Regions from separate parts of the Mus musculus genome. Here regions 1 and 2 are each linked to region 3. Evidence: chromatin loops called from intact Hi-C (ENCODE). Cell type or tissue: left cerebral cortex. All regions are shown on one strand.

Region 1 (5,000 bases), 200 kb before region 3:
TACTCATCAGTCTGTTTCCCCCCCCCCCTTGGTAATTTGTCCTTTTCTCTATGTTTTTTGGAGAGTTTTTTTTTTTCTCTTTCTTTTTAATTTGGTGTTTAGCTATAGATTGTGTATTTAGATGTATATTTAATAGAATTCTTGATTTTTAGACTAGTATCTTTTATTATTTATGGAGATTTTTCTGGCATATGGCTTTTGACACATTTTTTGGTCCAATCTTTCTTCCCCTGGGCTTCCGTGAACCTTAGAGTACCGATTTGCCTTTTAACGTTTTCTTGTCTCATCTTCCTGAGTCATAGTGTTCTGTGAGCGATACTTTTCTAGTCTGCTTTCCAGTCCCCTGGAAAATCTTTTTTAGCTGTGTAAAATCTGATTAGGGTAGCTGGGCGTGGTGGCGCACACCTTTAATCCCAGCACTCGGGAGGCAGAGGCAGGTGGATTTCTGAGTTTGAGGCCAGCCTGATCTACAGAGTGAGTTCCAGGACAGCCACCAGGGCTATACAGAGAAACCCTGTCTCGAAAAACCAAAAGAAAAAAAAGAAAATCTGATTAGGGAAAGAATTTACTCTATACTACTTCCTCACTTAAAAGGCTTCCATTGTCAGCCCAGAATGTTTCTCAACTGAGAACATAAACAATGCTAACAGCTGGAAGCTCTTCCGTGGATCCTGTTTCCTATGTGACTGTGCATCTCTCTCTCTCTCTCTCTCTCTCTCTCTCTCTCTCTCTCTCTCTCTCTCTCTGCACCCAGCAGGATCAGGGTTTTTCATCCGGGTTCTGACAACAAACTTACCCCTTCCCTTGAGTCTTTGCTCTGTTGTTCCATCTGCCGTGGCATTTGACATGACAAGCTTCTTCTCTTCATACAAGCCTTAGCTGAAGAATGATCTCCATAGCAACACCATCCCTGACCACACACTCTTCTCTTTTCAGAATTCCGGGTCATTCTATTATCCTGCTTTATTGTTTTTAATGATGATATCACCCTCTGAAGATATTTGTTTCATTTGATTTATAACCTGTCCTCTTCTAGTAAAAGGAAGTCCACGAGAGCAGAAATCATGTTCCTTTGATCTGCGCTTCTAGTCCCTAGTACCTAAAAGAGTGTCCAGTAGAGAGTTGGTCACTAATAAATATTTGCTTGATGAATAAATGAAGCAATGAATACTTGAATAAACATATAGAGGTTTCATGCAAAGTGTTAATATTTCCCTTGCAACTATGCTATTTGACCCTCAAAATGAGTCACTCATATACATGTAACTCAAATTACTGAATTCTGTCACTAGGGGGTTTCTAAACTTTTGAAATAATATTTTCTTTGTATCCTGGTGTTTAGTTATATAATTACTTTGCTTTTATGGGTAGATACACCTGACCTATTGACTGATTTTTTTTTTTTTTTTTGGAAGAAGCATTTTTAGTTTTCTTGAATGTTTAGTCGTAGTCACAGAATCTGTCACTTCCGCGTATTAGGATCACAGTGCATGTAATAATTAAGAAATGGCCTTGTTTGCTGGGAATAAACCTGAGGGTATTGGATCTATATGTTTGGTGTGGTTCTGTCCAATGATCATAAGGTATACATTCAGTAAATTCTTGATTGGCCCGACTCATAAAGATTCCTGTGACCAAAATTTTACCAATCATTGGTAGATTACAGAACAGCTAGTGGCCTGTCACTAGATCTTTCAACACTGCTAATCTTAACACTTTTCAGGGCCATCCAAGGTTAGTTAATTAGAAGGAAATGAGACGCTGAGAGATGGCTTCTTAGATTTTTCACGACTTTGTGGTTGTTGAGGGAAGTTTAGGCCTTGGGAAGGGGCAAGTTCCTATTTGTAGAGCTGACATTTAAAGAGCAGAGCTTGCACGTTCATTACAGCCCTCTGCATTGGCACAGATAGGAGCTTTTGTAACGCTGCTGTGGTTTATGAAACTATTCTGTAAATGCAGAAAATAAGTTTTTCATCTATTGGAATACTAGTCTCTATTCAAAGCTCCCCAACTGGCTTCTGCTGATTTTGAAAAATGGATTTAGTTGAGATAACAGTTTCTGTTCTGATTTTATGCTAGTTTTAAAAAGAAATTAATCTTCCTCAGACTCTCCATCTGTCTTCCCTTCCTAAATTACCTTAGTAGTGTGGTTTTTATAAAGTCAGCATTATATTTTCGGTGCTTTTCTGGTATGTATATACTTAGATAACATATATACACTTTTCACCATAGTGATAAGACCAGCTGTGCTAAAACGCTTTTCAAAGTAGCATTGGCTTCTATTTTTCATATCAAAAAATCAGTTTATATATATAAATTATTAAGTCCACGCCTCTTCCTGCTTAAAACAAAGGATGCTGACCCCATTGGCTCATCCTGACTAGCTGCACAAAGCTTTATTTCAGCAGTTCATTCAATAATGTTTTTGAATATGCATAACATTCTAGGTTCTTGATGCATCGTGACAAGAGTGGTAAAGATTCAGGACCTTATGGAAACTGCATCTTGTTTGCAATAAATAAAATAAATAAGGAAGTTAGAGAAAATATTTGAAGATGAAAACCCCTACTACAAGAAAAGAGAGAGACGGATAAGAAGCAGTACAAGAATGGAAAGATATGTAAAATGGATGGATCTGGGAATGGCCATCCCAGGATGAAAGATGAGTTCTGCCATTTCCATAGGTAGACGGTGCTTGGAGTGTGCAAAGCTAAGCAGAAGAAATGCCATTCAGGTAGGAACAGCAATGGGATGGGGAAGGAGATGTAGCCACTCAGGCTTGTAAGATCCTTGGCTTTCCTGAACAGTGAAGCTGGGAACCGCTGGCTGTGTTTTGAACAAATTTGTGACACTGTCTGAGTTTCTCTTGGAAAAAGCTGTGATCCTCTGCTGAAGATAGACTGTCACAGGGACAGGGCTGCAGTATGGACACCAGTAAAGGGATTCAGGCAATGGCAAATGGTATTTGAAGATCTATCAGACAACACTCCTTAGGAAAGGAAACATGCAACAGAGAACACTGTATTACAAGAAAATTGATGCTAGAATCACAAAACAGATTGCATATCTACCACTGGGTTTTCCTTTATTGAGCTTCACTGAACTAAATTTCTATCTGGACTATAAAACAAAACAAAGCTGCTAACCTGAATATGTATTTTAATATGCAGTTGCCAAGAGCAAAACTGGACTCTATCACTTTTCCTCTCTGCTCAAGTTATGATCATCAAATACTGAGATATTGTCAGTGAAATCACCAGATGTAGGGCACAGTTAAAAAGAGTTCCATGACATATTTGGCTTTCCTGAAATGAAGGTGTATTTATCTTCTTTTGGTCATCAACAAACACTCTGTAGTATACTTCATAATTTCATTGAGAGAGACCAGCTTATAAAGTCAGCAAGGCACATATCTGATCTGGGTGTCTATACTTGAGTCTTTCCAATTCCTCAGCTCTCAAAGATCTAGTCATACTAAGAACCTTTACGTTCCCTGTGAGATCTCAGATTTCCTGGATGCAGTTCTGTGTGAAAACTGATTTCTTTTCTTGGGGAGGACCCCTTAGCACACCCTGTGACCCAGTCAACTCTAATTCAGTTATCAGGGTTCATGGTAGATAACATCTTTTTTGGAAGTCTTTGTCTCCTTCCGCCTGTACTTTGCTTGGATTTCCATGGTACTTCAGATAATCCTAGCACAGGACTTCCTATATTTTAAATGATTGTTTTCTGCTTAACCACAAGATGCTGAGATAGCAGATGCCTTGTTTTATGGTTAGGTCTAGAACACCTAATGTATATCTGGTATGCAGCACTTTTTCATTACAAAAGGACCAAGTCCTCCTTACACTTTTCTGCAGTATCTTTAATTCTGCCCATCTTTCAGAGCAAATATTAATCAGCCTGTTATGTGCTAGGTATTGGTCTAAGTGCGGGAGACAGAAATGTCTGTGACATATAAAATCCTTTGTTTTGTTTAATGAAAAGATCAAAACATAGAGTGAGGTCAGTAAGAAGTTTCAGGGGATAAAAGTGCTTGCCATTAAGATTGGCAACCTCAATTTGATCCCAGGACTTGAGTGGTAGAAGGAGAGAAGTGACTTCCATGAGCTGTCCTCTGATCTCCACATACATCTTTGTCTCTCTCAATAAATTAATTTTGTGTGTGTGTGTGTGTGTGAGTGTGTGTGTAGCAAAAAAGAAAGAGATTTGACCTCTAGAATTGGATTTCTTGATCCTTGATTTTATGAAGATGTCAAACACAGCAACATCATTTTAATACCCATTGGCATGGTACTTATTTAATCCTTATTTAATATGTATTTAATACCTAGTAGAGTTGCTTCTAGCATTTTCACCTCATGATGAAATTTACAAATACAAATAGTCTAATTCTCTAAACTTCAGTTAAAAGCATTTTTCTTTAAATATGAGATGTCTGCTACACACATGCTCTCCTATGCTCATGGAGTAATGGGCTATGTTTATTTCAAAGGTTAGTATGTAAAGTAGGGCTGGGAATTAGTAATAATGAACTCATGTTCTAAAGGGAGTCTTCAGAGTCAGAGCACATGTTTATAATTTATCATTTCTCATTGCAAATGGGGCCAGCATTGCAGCCAGCTTCGTTAAGAGGAAACAATATTAAAGTTTAATCTTAGTATTTCACAGATGAGATTGTGAACTGGAACTAATCTTAATCGGGTTAGCTACTGTGCAAAATAAATGGTTTCCCAGAGTAACCAGCTAGAATTATGGTTACTCAATCGATTTTTCTTTTTAAGACAAGGTTTTGCTCTATATAGCCTTGTAGCCTTGGCTGGCCTAGAACATGCTGAATCTAGCTTCAGACTCACAGAGTTCCACCTATCTTTGCTTCCTGAGTGCTGGAATTAAAGGTGTATATTACCGTAATGTTGGTAGATTTTTAAACAAGAATCATAGTAGTGAGACTCTCATTGGAAGAATTTTATATTTTGTCAAAATGCTCCCCATAGTAG
Region 2 (5,000 bases), 110 kb after region 3:
AAACAGGAAGGGATAAACAAGAGGTCATGGTAAGGAAGCAGCCTTACTGGGAAGCTAGGGCTAAAGGCCCTCAGGTCCTTCTGAGACAGCTCAGGTTCCAAGAGTCATAGTTCAGGGTCAGACTTTTGCATACTCAAAGGTCTGAAGGATATGAAAGAGAAGAATAAACACTGTCTGTTAACCCAGGCTGAAGAAAAACTATATAGCTGGGTGTAGTGGTATACACCTTGGATCCCGGTACTTGGGAGGTAGAGGCAGGAGGATCTCAGTTAGAGGGCAGAAAAGGAAGAGGAGGAGGAGGAAGAAGAAGAGGAGGAAACAGATATGATATGAGCAAACAGCTGGAAGGGCACCCACCCCAGGCCTTTGTGCTCATTTAAATCAGTAAGAAACACAGAAACAATAGAATCTTAATTGAGCAGGAAGGCAAATGTTAGCATAGTGTGGATGATTTGGCTTATTTGTTCAAAGGAAGCAGGAAAGACGCAAACACAGTGAGGTGCACTGGTATTTTTCACAAGTATTCTTTTTTTGTTTTTGTTTTTTCGAGACGGGGTTTCTCTGTGTAGCCTTGGCTGTCTTGGAACTCACTCTATAGATCAGGCTGGCCTGGAACTCAGAAATCTGTCTGCCTCTGCTTCCCAAGTGCTGGGATTAAAGGAAGGTAACTGGGCAAGCCAAGTAAACGAGGTATCGAGCAGGATTTTTCCATGGTGTCTCCTTTAAGTTTCTTCCCCGGCTTCCCTCAAAGATGAACTGTAACCTGTGAGCCAAATAGCCACCCCCACAAGCTATTTTGGTATTTTACCATGGCAACAGAGAAACAAACTAGAATACCTGTCATTCTCACACAAAATGGGCACAGCTGTGTTCCAATAAACTTTTATTTGTAGATCCTAAAATTTGACTTTCATACAATTCTCTTGCTACTTTCAACCCTTAAAATGTAAATTCTTAATTTCTGGGTAATTTGTGATTTGACTTATGGACCATCTCTTGCTTAGCTGTGCTCTGGAAATGAAGTAGAAGCCAACTGTAACTTATAACCTTTGGTCATTGTTTTGGTTAGGGCTTGAATTGCTGCAATGAAGACACCATAACCAAAAACCAAGTTGGGATGAAAAGGGCTTATTCGGCTTACACATTGTCCTTCATTGGAGGAAGTCAGGACAGGAACTTAGCCAGGCTGGAACCTGGAGGCAGGGACTGATGCAGAGGCCGTAGAGGTTCTGCTTACTGGCCTGCTACTCATGACTTGCTCAGCCTGCTCTCTAATAAAATCAAGGACCACTAGCCCAGGGATAACATCATCCACGATGGGGCCCTCCCCCACTGATCACTAATTGAGAAAATGCCTTACAGCTAGATATCATGAGGCATTTCCTCAACTGAGGCTCCTTTCTCTCTGGTGACTCTGACATGTGATGACACATAAAACCAGACAGTATAGGCATTATGTGTCTATGTCATATAGTGACTCGCTAATGCTCAAAATAGTATTCCCCACACATTTTGTGCTATTGAGACACGTTGGTGGTGGCATTTTCTTAATTTTAATGGACACCCCCACTCCAACCCCATTGCAACAGTGGCTTTATGACTGTTTTGTTAAGTCTTGTGTTTCCTATGCCATCCTTCACACATAATATTTGCTGTTTAAACTGTACAGTGTAGTAGGTTTAGCATCTTCCCAAAGGTGTTAACAACTAACTTTATGATATTGTTCATCACCTGAAGAAGAAAGTCATTTCCTATGCTTTCTGCCCAGCTTTCCGCACTCATTAGCCAGCTTTCTGTCTCTGTTACTTTGCGAACAGAGTTCATATAGATAGACTAACACAACCTGAACCTCTTCTGTCTGGCTCCTGCCTAGTATAATGTTTTCATTGTTCATGTATGCTGCAGCATGAATCTGCACTTTGTTCATTTTTGTGGCTGAGTAACACCCTTCCCTTTGTATATACCATATTTTGTTTATGGCCTTCTTAGTGTCTGGACACTGGGTACTTTACATTTTGACTACCGTTAATAGTCACAAGCGTTCATGTACAAGTTTTTGTATAGACATGTGTTTTACACTTTCCTGCGTATAAATCTAAGAATGGAATTACTGGGTCAGATGGCAACTCTGTTTAAACGTTGAGCAACTCCCCAATCAACGCCAGTCTTTGAGAGCTACTGTACCATGACTGCCACCTGGTGGGCAGTGATTTTATTGCACAGTCTCATGCAAGGCATTCTGACTTGAGGGACGTAAATTTCGATAGGAAACACTTGTCTAACGGTTTAAAAAAGTAGAATATAAGAATTTGGTTTGTGTCACATTTATAATTTGTAATTTGGGGAAAATGTACTGCCAACCAAACTAGAAGCCCAACCAGAGCCCCAGGAGAAAAATCACACCAACAATCTGCCTGAGGAAATAACACCAAATAGCCTGGCCTCAGTGGGTCCATGCACACAGCTGGCTTCCAATCGGGTAATTCCTCCAGTGAAAAGTGGGGCATTGTTAGAATGCCGTGGCACCATAACTGCTGGTGCCACAGCCACAGCTTTCATCTTTAAGGGGCTAAGATGGTTTACTCTGGGGCCATTTTGAGTGACCAAGGCTAGGAATTCAGATTTAAGCCACCCCAAACTACTTGCTTCAAAGTGGAAGCAGATTCATGAACATTTATAGATTTACAGAACAAAGTCATAAATCAAGGCGAGTTGGAAACACATGGAGGGGTACTTTAGAGAGGCGGTTACAGCAAGCTTGGAGGTCGTCCTTTCTGTACGTCTTCAGACGCTGTCGGATGACATTCTTAGCCTTGGAGTTGGTGCAAGCTAGGGGCCTACTCAGTTAATAGATTCCCAAGGTTTTCATCCGTTAGTCACAGGATGTTAGTTCTGACACAGGTGAGCAAGGAATGGCTGTTAGGAGTTGTGACTAAAGCAAGCCTAAGATAAACTAAGTAGCCGTTGGACCTGTAACATTCCCACCCCCACCCCCACCCCACCCCCACCCCCACCCCCACAGGACTGACATTAGTCAGTCAGTCTCTGCAGACCGCTTCTTTCCAGGAGTTCTCCCTCAAAGCAGCAAGAGAAGATGACAGAAAGTACTGTAGGTTTCCAAAGATAGCGTGTGGAGAGGTTAGATAATGGAAACCATAGAAAACAAAGCTTTACATTATGTCAACAGTGATAGGACAGACACCCAGACTCACACTGCCACTCTCATCAGCCCGAAGGGTTCCCCTAGACATTTACGGGCTTCAACCCAAGTCAAACCAAGATTCAACAGTGTATGTCATTTTAGGACTCTCGGGAACAGGGAAGGACATTTTATTAAAGGTATTATGATACAGGACTGAGCCAAGTGCAGTAGGCCTCCTCCTGGAACAGTAAGCATTGGCCACGTACAGCATTATGGTGGCTCTCCAGTTACAATGTGAACCCACTCCTCCCCCTCTTCCCCTTTCTGTGAGAGATCTGTGGTAGCTGGAAGCTCAGAGGTGATTCAGATGGAATTGCAATCTGATAAAGGAAAAGCAGGAAGCCACCAGAATCACCTGAGGGGTTAGTCTCTGTCCTCTGTAAATGGGGACAAGAGAAAACTTTCTAGAAACTTCAGGTCTACAGCTGTGTGAAAGGAGAAAGGTCTTAAGCAGTTGGGAACTGTACTAGAATTCTTGCTGTTTGGTAGGAGAGACAGGCTTCAATCAGATCCTGAATGCAGGGTTCCTTCCCTTTCCTCAGATCTTCCCAGCCTTCCTGGCCTGCCACAGATCACCCTTAGTAGCTTCTTTGGTATCTTTGGTGGTAGCATTGTATCCAGTTCTTGATATTAGAAATGTGTATGCAAGCCGGGCAGTGGTGGTGCATGCCTTTAATCCCAGCACTTGGGAGGCAGAGGCAGGAGGATTTCTGAGTTCGAGGCCAGCCTGGTCTACAAAATGAGTTCCAGGACAGCCGGAGATATACAGAGAAACCCTGTCTCGGGGAAAAAAGAGTGTTAAAAAAAAAAAAAAAAGAAATGTGTATGCATACGGGGCACCTGGAAAAGAGAAATTTATAATCCGCTGTGTGGCACAGGGTGTGTATGTGTGTGTGTATCTGTGTATGTGTGAGTGTGTGAGTGTGTGTGTGTACAGAGCGTTTTCCTCCTGTTCCCTCATTTTAGTGGCTTTCTGTTCAAACTAAACCTCATGCTAAAGTGTCAGGTTAAGTACTTTGTACTCTTCCTCTGCACAGTGAGTGTCCTGGCTTTTACAGCAAAAGGGACCTTGATTAGATTGATATACGTACGTTAAAGATCTTGAAATGGAGATACTATCTCAGAACTGTGTGGGTGGGCCCCAGGCGATTCTTAGAGTCACTGTGAGCAGAAAGCAGAAGCCTTTGAGGACAAGGATGACAGAAACAGAAGCTGAAGGTGAATTAGGAATTGGCTGTGAGTCTGGGATATGGGTCGTCTCTAGAAGCTGGGGCATACAAAGAAATAGCATTTTCTCTCCGGCCTCCAAAGCAACGGAATCCTACTGATTCCTCAATATTAGGAGCTCTGATCCAATAAGTTTAATCGTTTTCTTTTCTTTCTGCGTGTAAGTCACAGTTTGTGCTGTGCTGACACAGCAACCATAGGAAAGTAGCACAGCTCATCTTTAGAAAACATCTAAAGGCAAATTGCATCTAAGATCATTTTAATCTCTTGCCTCAACCCCTCACTGTGGTGTTTCCACCAATCCTGCCTCTCCCTCATGAGCCTTGCCCAACCATAACCCTTCCTTTCTACTTTAAGGAAGCTGTCTTAGATCACACTTGGAATTCTTTGTAAATCTTGACCTTGCTGTCAACTCCACTTCTGTCCTCCAAAAGACCTAACCTCTGACTGCATGACCCACAGAAAATAGGCTTGATGTTGGCTACCCCACAGACTGTCTTTGCTTTGTTTTGAGTATTGGTTAATGGCTAGCGTTCTTTAAGGGCTCATTGTGATCTACAACTTGGTTCTT
Region 3 (5,000 bases):
TTGAAAATGTGCATTTCTCACAAGTTCCCTGCTTGCAGAGCTACACAGAGACGATGCCTTGTGATCACAGGGGCAGAGGCTGGGGTGGTGTAAAAGAAAGCAAAGGACACCCTTAGACACAGAGCTTGCAGTAACGGTAGATTCTAGAACCTCTGGAGCAGTGCAGCTTTGCCAGCGTCTCAAATGGGCCGTTGTTGGTAGCCTCAGAAAACTAACATAGCAAACAAGAATGCAAGTGGCCACACGGAGTTCTATATATTTCAATTCATCCATAGTCAAGATGTGCTTCAGCAGACAGCTTTCATTGTAAAAACAGTCAGATTTCCAAATCCAGAGTCTCTTTAATACTGCCTCCCCAGGCCCTTACTACACTTCATACTGCAGGTGCAAGATAATTTGTTTTAAGTTTCTGTTTGGTGTCTCCACCTTCAAATGGGACTCCCTGATTCATAAAGAACAGCTTCCTGTTTCACACCTAACAGGAAAAAAAAAAAAAAAAACAGTTGCAGCTGAGTGACTTACACCGCCCCACCCCCAACACCAGGTGGGGAGTGACATTTCAATTATATGCAAAAAATTAAGTACACTTTATCATTTGTTTCTTATTGGATTGAAAGATAAAAGGCCAACTTCACATTTTATGCAGCAAGTCTTGTTTTCTTTAAGCGAATAAAACCAAAGTATAATGACCAACGTATATATGAATCTCACCACTTGGCATGTTAATTTAAATTTTTAATTTTTAAAAAGACCTTAGTCCCACCAGATTTGGTAATTAAAAACATGTATCTTTCTTTTATTTCAAGCTAGTTGTTAAAATCTCAAAGTCCTTTTAAAATATCTGTACCGAAAAGCCAACTTTTGAATGTAATAGGTAAACAGGAGCATTAAGGTAACAATTTCAATTCACATTTGATTCATAAATAAATTGCAACAAAATTCCAACCACTACTTTCACCAAAGATTTGACTTTATATTATCATGAGTTTATAGTTAAGCTGAATAACACAATTTTCATTTCAGCAAAATCAACACACAAGCAATATACAGCACATACTTTTGAATACAATTAGCCAAACATTAACTCATTATATGTACTTTTAAACTGCTTGATATTAAAGTTATCCACAACTGTAGGCTGATTTTTTTTTTAAGAGCACAATGTAGGGAGAGGGAGTTTAAGTGGGAAATGACCACAAAGCATTTGTAAACTGCTGAGTCCTGAGTAAAAAGATAGAGGAAAACATAAATTTCAAGAAAATCTGAAACACTAAAGTTAGTTGTCCACTAATGCTGACTTTTCAGTGAGTCATACTTGCCTTCCTAAGTCAGTTTTACTGAACATATGGTGAAAAGAGTTAACTGTTTGGTAACTTCAAACCTTATATTCATTTAAACTGGACAAAAATATATACTACAGCTGGCAGAAATGCTATACAATGCTTAGAGCACACAATATCGTGTGCACAAGGCTCGTCTGACATTTATCTGATAAGGAACTGGAAAATTGTACCGTTTATAAATACCTTCTAAAAACTCAAGTTTCCACTTCCAAATCCAAACTTCCACCAGAATCAAACAACTTGTAGTGTGCACAGCATTTTTTTCTTGGCACCAGGCTGAGCTATCTGTGGTCTATCCTCAACTTCCTGCAAATTACCAAACTTCTGTCCCTTCCGCGTTGCCTACTCAGTCTGAAGCACTGAAGTTCTAACTTTGTAACTTTTTAACTCAGAATACATCTTTTGACAGTATGTACTAAAAGGAAATACCGTGAATACAAAGATCTAGATTGGAAAAAAAAAATTTTTTTTCCAGGAAGTAAGGGATCTTAGAATATTCTAAGTCCCACGCCACTAGTAAGAAGTGTGGACAGAGCTCAAAAGCATTAATCCCCGATCCTCACTCTTAAATTAGTTAATTTAGAAGAGTATCTATCTAAAGTCAAAGCACTTTGTTTAACTAGCCAACATCTAGGAAAGCCATCACACTTTGTTACCAAAGGAAAAAGAAAAAACAAAAAACATTTTTTTTTTAAATCCTGCGCGTAGCAAGCCCCCAACACACCTGGCTGGTTCACTCAGTCAACGAAGGGCAGGGAAAGTTCCAACCATAACCGACCAGCTCCAGACAAAGCTGACGGTCCAACGGCGGCGGGCACTCGGGACTGTTGCGGCCGGAAGGTGCCCGCACCTGAGTGCACACAGCTGGCGGGCGCCGGGCGCGCGGAGGCCCGGGGCGGGGCGGCGGGCAGGACCGCTCGGCGCTGGCCCGCCCCGGGCGCCTCGGGCCGGACACGCCGGGCCGCGGAGAGCGCGAGGGTGGCCGCTCGCCCGCCGCCCGAGACACCTGTTTGGCCGCGCCGGCGCGGACGGGGACGCGGACCCGGGCGGCGTTCCCGAACCCTCAGTCGCCCTGCCGCCGGCAGCCGAGCCCCTGGACCCGCAGCCCTCGGGCGCCTCCGCCCGCCGTCCCTGACATCAGCCCCGGCTCCCTCTCGCCCCTCCCGGAGGCGGGGAGGAGGACGACCCCCCACCCGCGACCTTCGCTGCCCTGGCCCGCCGCAGCACGGGCAGGGGCCGCTAGCCTGGGCCGCCCGCGGCCGCCCAGATCATCTCCCGGCGGCGGCGGCGGCGGCGGCGGCCGAGGCGGGCCCGGCGCGCGCTCCTGCCGCTCGCTCCCGCCGCTCGCTCCGCCCCTCCCGACCGCGCGGCCTGGACCACGGCCCGCCTACTGCGCAGCCGCCACCCAGGGGTCTCGGAGATGCTGACGTCCCGGCTGCAGCAGCTGCAGCAGCAGCAGCAGCCCCGGGGAAGGGCGGGGCCTGGGCAGAGTGGGCGGGGACACCGCGACCTGCGGATGCGGGGATTGGCCGCCGGGTGTTTGCCCCGCCCTCCTGCGGAGTGGGCTGGGAAGTCCCGGCTTCCCCGAGCTCAGGGTTTTTTTAGCCCCCTTCTGGTGAGGTTGAGTGTTCTAATTCTCTCAGGAAAGCAGAAAGCGAAATTAGCAGGGAGTACAAGTAAAGAACTGCCTTTTAAACTGTTGTCTGTGGAACAAACCTCAACGTCACGCTGACCTCTAACCCAATCTTAGCCCCCCCCCCCTTTTTTTTTGCCTCTTTTCCTTTCACAGCATTCCTCTATCCTTAATAACAAGAGATTTGGCATAATGAAGAGTGCTCTGTAACCAGATGTGTGCCTCAGAAGAACAGAGAACTCATATAGTGACAACGGACAGAAAGCCTCTTGGAGGAATGTGTGTAATGGCATTTTACTTCTGTTCTGCTATGGCAAATACTTAAGAGTTTTACAAACTCAGCGGGGAGTGGTGGTGCACGCCTAGCACTCGGGAGTTGGAGGCCAGCCTGGTCTAATAAGTGAGTTCCGGGACAGCCAGGGCTATACAGAGAAACCCTGTCTTGAAAAACCAAAAAAAAAAAAAAAAAAAAAAGAGAGAGAGAGAGAGTTTTACAAACTCGTCTGCTCTGCTTTGGCAAAGGTCCTGTGTACCAAGAAGCTATCTTTGTGGCAGCAACGGAAGTGGGTTGCCACCTGGTGAGGCAGCAGGGAGTGGAAGTAAGATCTAGAGACCTTAACCATCATCTGCAAGGCCAGGCCCCCGGATGGAAACACTGTGCCCTGCTTGATAAATGTTCAAACTATGCAGTTCTGAGCACACCACAGCATAGCTATTAAAAGTGAGGGTTTTGGAATAAGACATTTAAGCTTTATCTGAATCCACTTTCTGCCTCTACTATTATAGATGCTAAGTTGTAAAGAACAGGTATATTCTGGTTATGATTGTAGACAAGGAGCTGTGTGTGGTGATTTTTGTTTATTAAGTCGTGAACCAGCCAGATATCACGGCAGGAAACAGAAAGCATATTGGAGACCTAGCCGAACTCGATTTTATATCAGTCACTGAATAGCCCATTCATTCATTAATCCATTAGTCACAAGAAAGAATTGAGCCGTTCATCGTCGTTCATTCGGTAAGTAAGGGGAGAGTCCTAACAAAATCAACACTTTTACTTAGCCTCACCCTCTAACACATGATAATCGAGATCAGAGTCTGGGGAAGAAAAGCCACATTCCAACCATAGTAGGCTGGGATCTAGGTGATGAACCAATTCATTGTGTGTAGTTTTAGGAAGCTACTGAACGGCACCAATAAATCCCCCCCCCTCAAAAAAAATTCTTCCAAAGGAAGTTTAAAACTTGAAACAAAGCTAGGGATTTGAATTCAAAGGTCTCCTTTTCAGATGAGAAAATTGAGGAAAGAATGAGAAACTGATAGGACAGGCCAGAAAAGAAGAACAGGTGAGTGCCCTTTCTCTGGTCCATGGCCCTCCAACTTCTCTCCCAGACATCCTTAGCTCCATCCTTCTCTTTTTCTCAGCTCCTGCTCAGGCTTAACTCCACCACACACAGACAAAAAAAAAAAAATTGCCATGCATAAATGTAAAAGAAAACTGCCTGGAAGTCCAAGTGTTCTAAATATAAAACCAACCTCAGAATTCTATGAGTCCCGAACTCTATTAAGAGTTATAATGACTAAAGAATAACATCATTTTAACAAAGATAAGAAACACCCCCAAGGATAAGTTCTAAGTTTAGGCATAGTCATATTTAGCAAAATCACAGGCAAAAAGGAATGGAAATAGAAACAATATTGGTCAAATGACCACTCCCTTCCTTAGGTTTTTGGTGTTCTTTTTTTTAAAAGAGTCACTGTTTTATGAAAACAATACATGCATATGCAGATTCAAAGCATGTAAGCCAAACAAAAATGCAGATAAGTTGTACAGATATAGGATGAAATAATGTAATAATCAAAAAGTTCTGTCTTGTTTTCTTTTAAACATTTCTCTAAAACTAAAATAAAAAATATCTCACAAGAGTGCATACTAGTTCACAAATTATGTATTTGACACATATTCTTTTCTCATGAAAGGATATACCCCAAGTCCTTACTGATATAAACAATTCCTTGATGAACTT

What was found. A loop is a pair of places that touch in the nucleus more often than their neighbours do. Peaks named below come from ENCODE experiments on the same cell type or tissue, not always from the same donor. Only the 100,000 strongest peaks of a DNase experiment are listed, where the experiment ranks them.
Region 1: it touches region 3 in a loop (2.3-fold over the local background); 3 of 42 quality-filtered maps call a loop at or near these places.
Region 2: a loop joins it to region 3, with 2.1 times the contacts of the local background. A loop is called at or near these places in 10 of 42 quality-filtered maps.

Annotation. Positions count from the first base shown.
Region 1 is chr6:8,040,555-8,045,554 of GRCm38, reverse strand. All of the region lies in intron 27 of Col28a1 (collagen, type XXVIII, alpha 1), which reads left to right. Among named protein-coding and RNA genes, the nearest start is that of Gm35384, 43 kb to the right of the region's middle. In left cerebral cortex, no CTCF peak of the experiment used is centred here; a DNase peak (open chromatin) is centred at 2,043.
Region 2 is chr6:7,730,444-7,735,443 of GRCm38, reverse strand. No RefSeq gene overlaps it. Among named protein-coding and RNA genes, the nearest start is that of Gm46950, 8.7 kb to the right of the region's middle. In left cerebral cortex, a CTCF peak has its summit at 2,203 (motif pointing left); a DNase peak (open chromatin) is centred at 2,197.
Region 3 is chr6:7,842,462-7,847,461 of GRCm38, reverse strand. It overlaps C1galt1 (core 1 synthase, glycoprotein-N-acetylgalactosamine 3-beta-galactosyltransferase, 1), which reads right to left and starts at 2,238. Exons shown (of 4, transcript NM_052993.3): 1 at 2,068-2,238. In left cerebral cortex, a CTCF peak has its summit at 2,941 (motif pointing left); a DNase peak (open chromatin) is centred at 2,835; H3K4me3 peaks cover 3,099 bases; H3K27ac peaks cover 513 bases.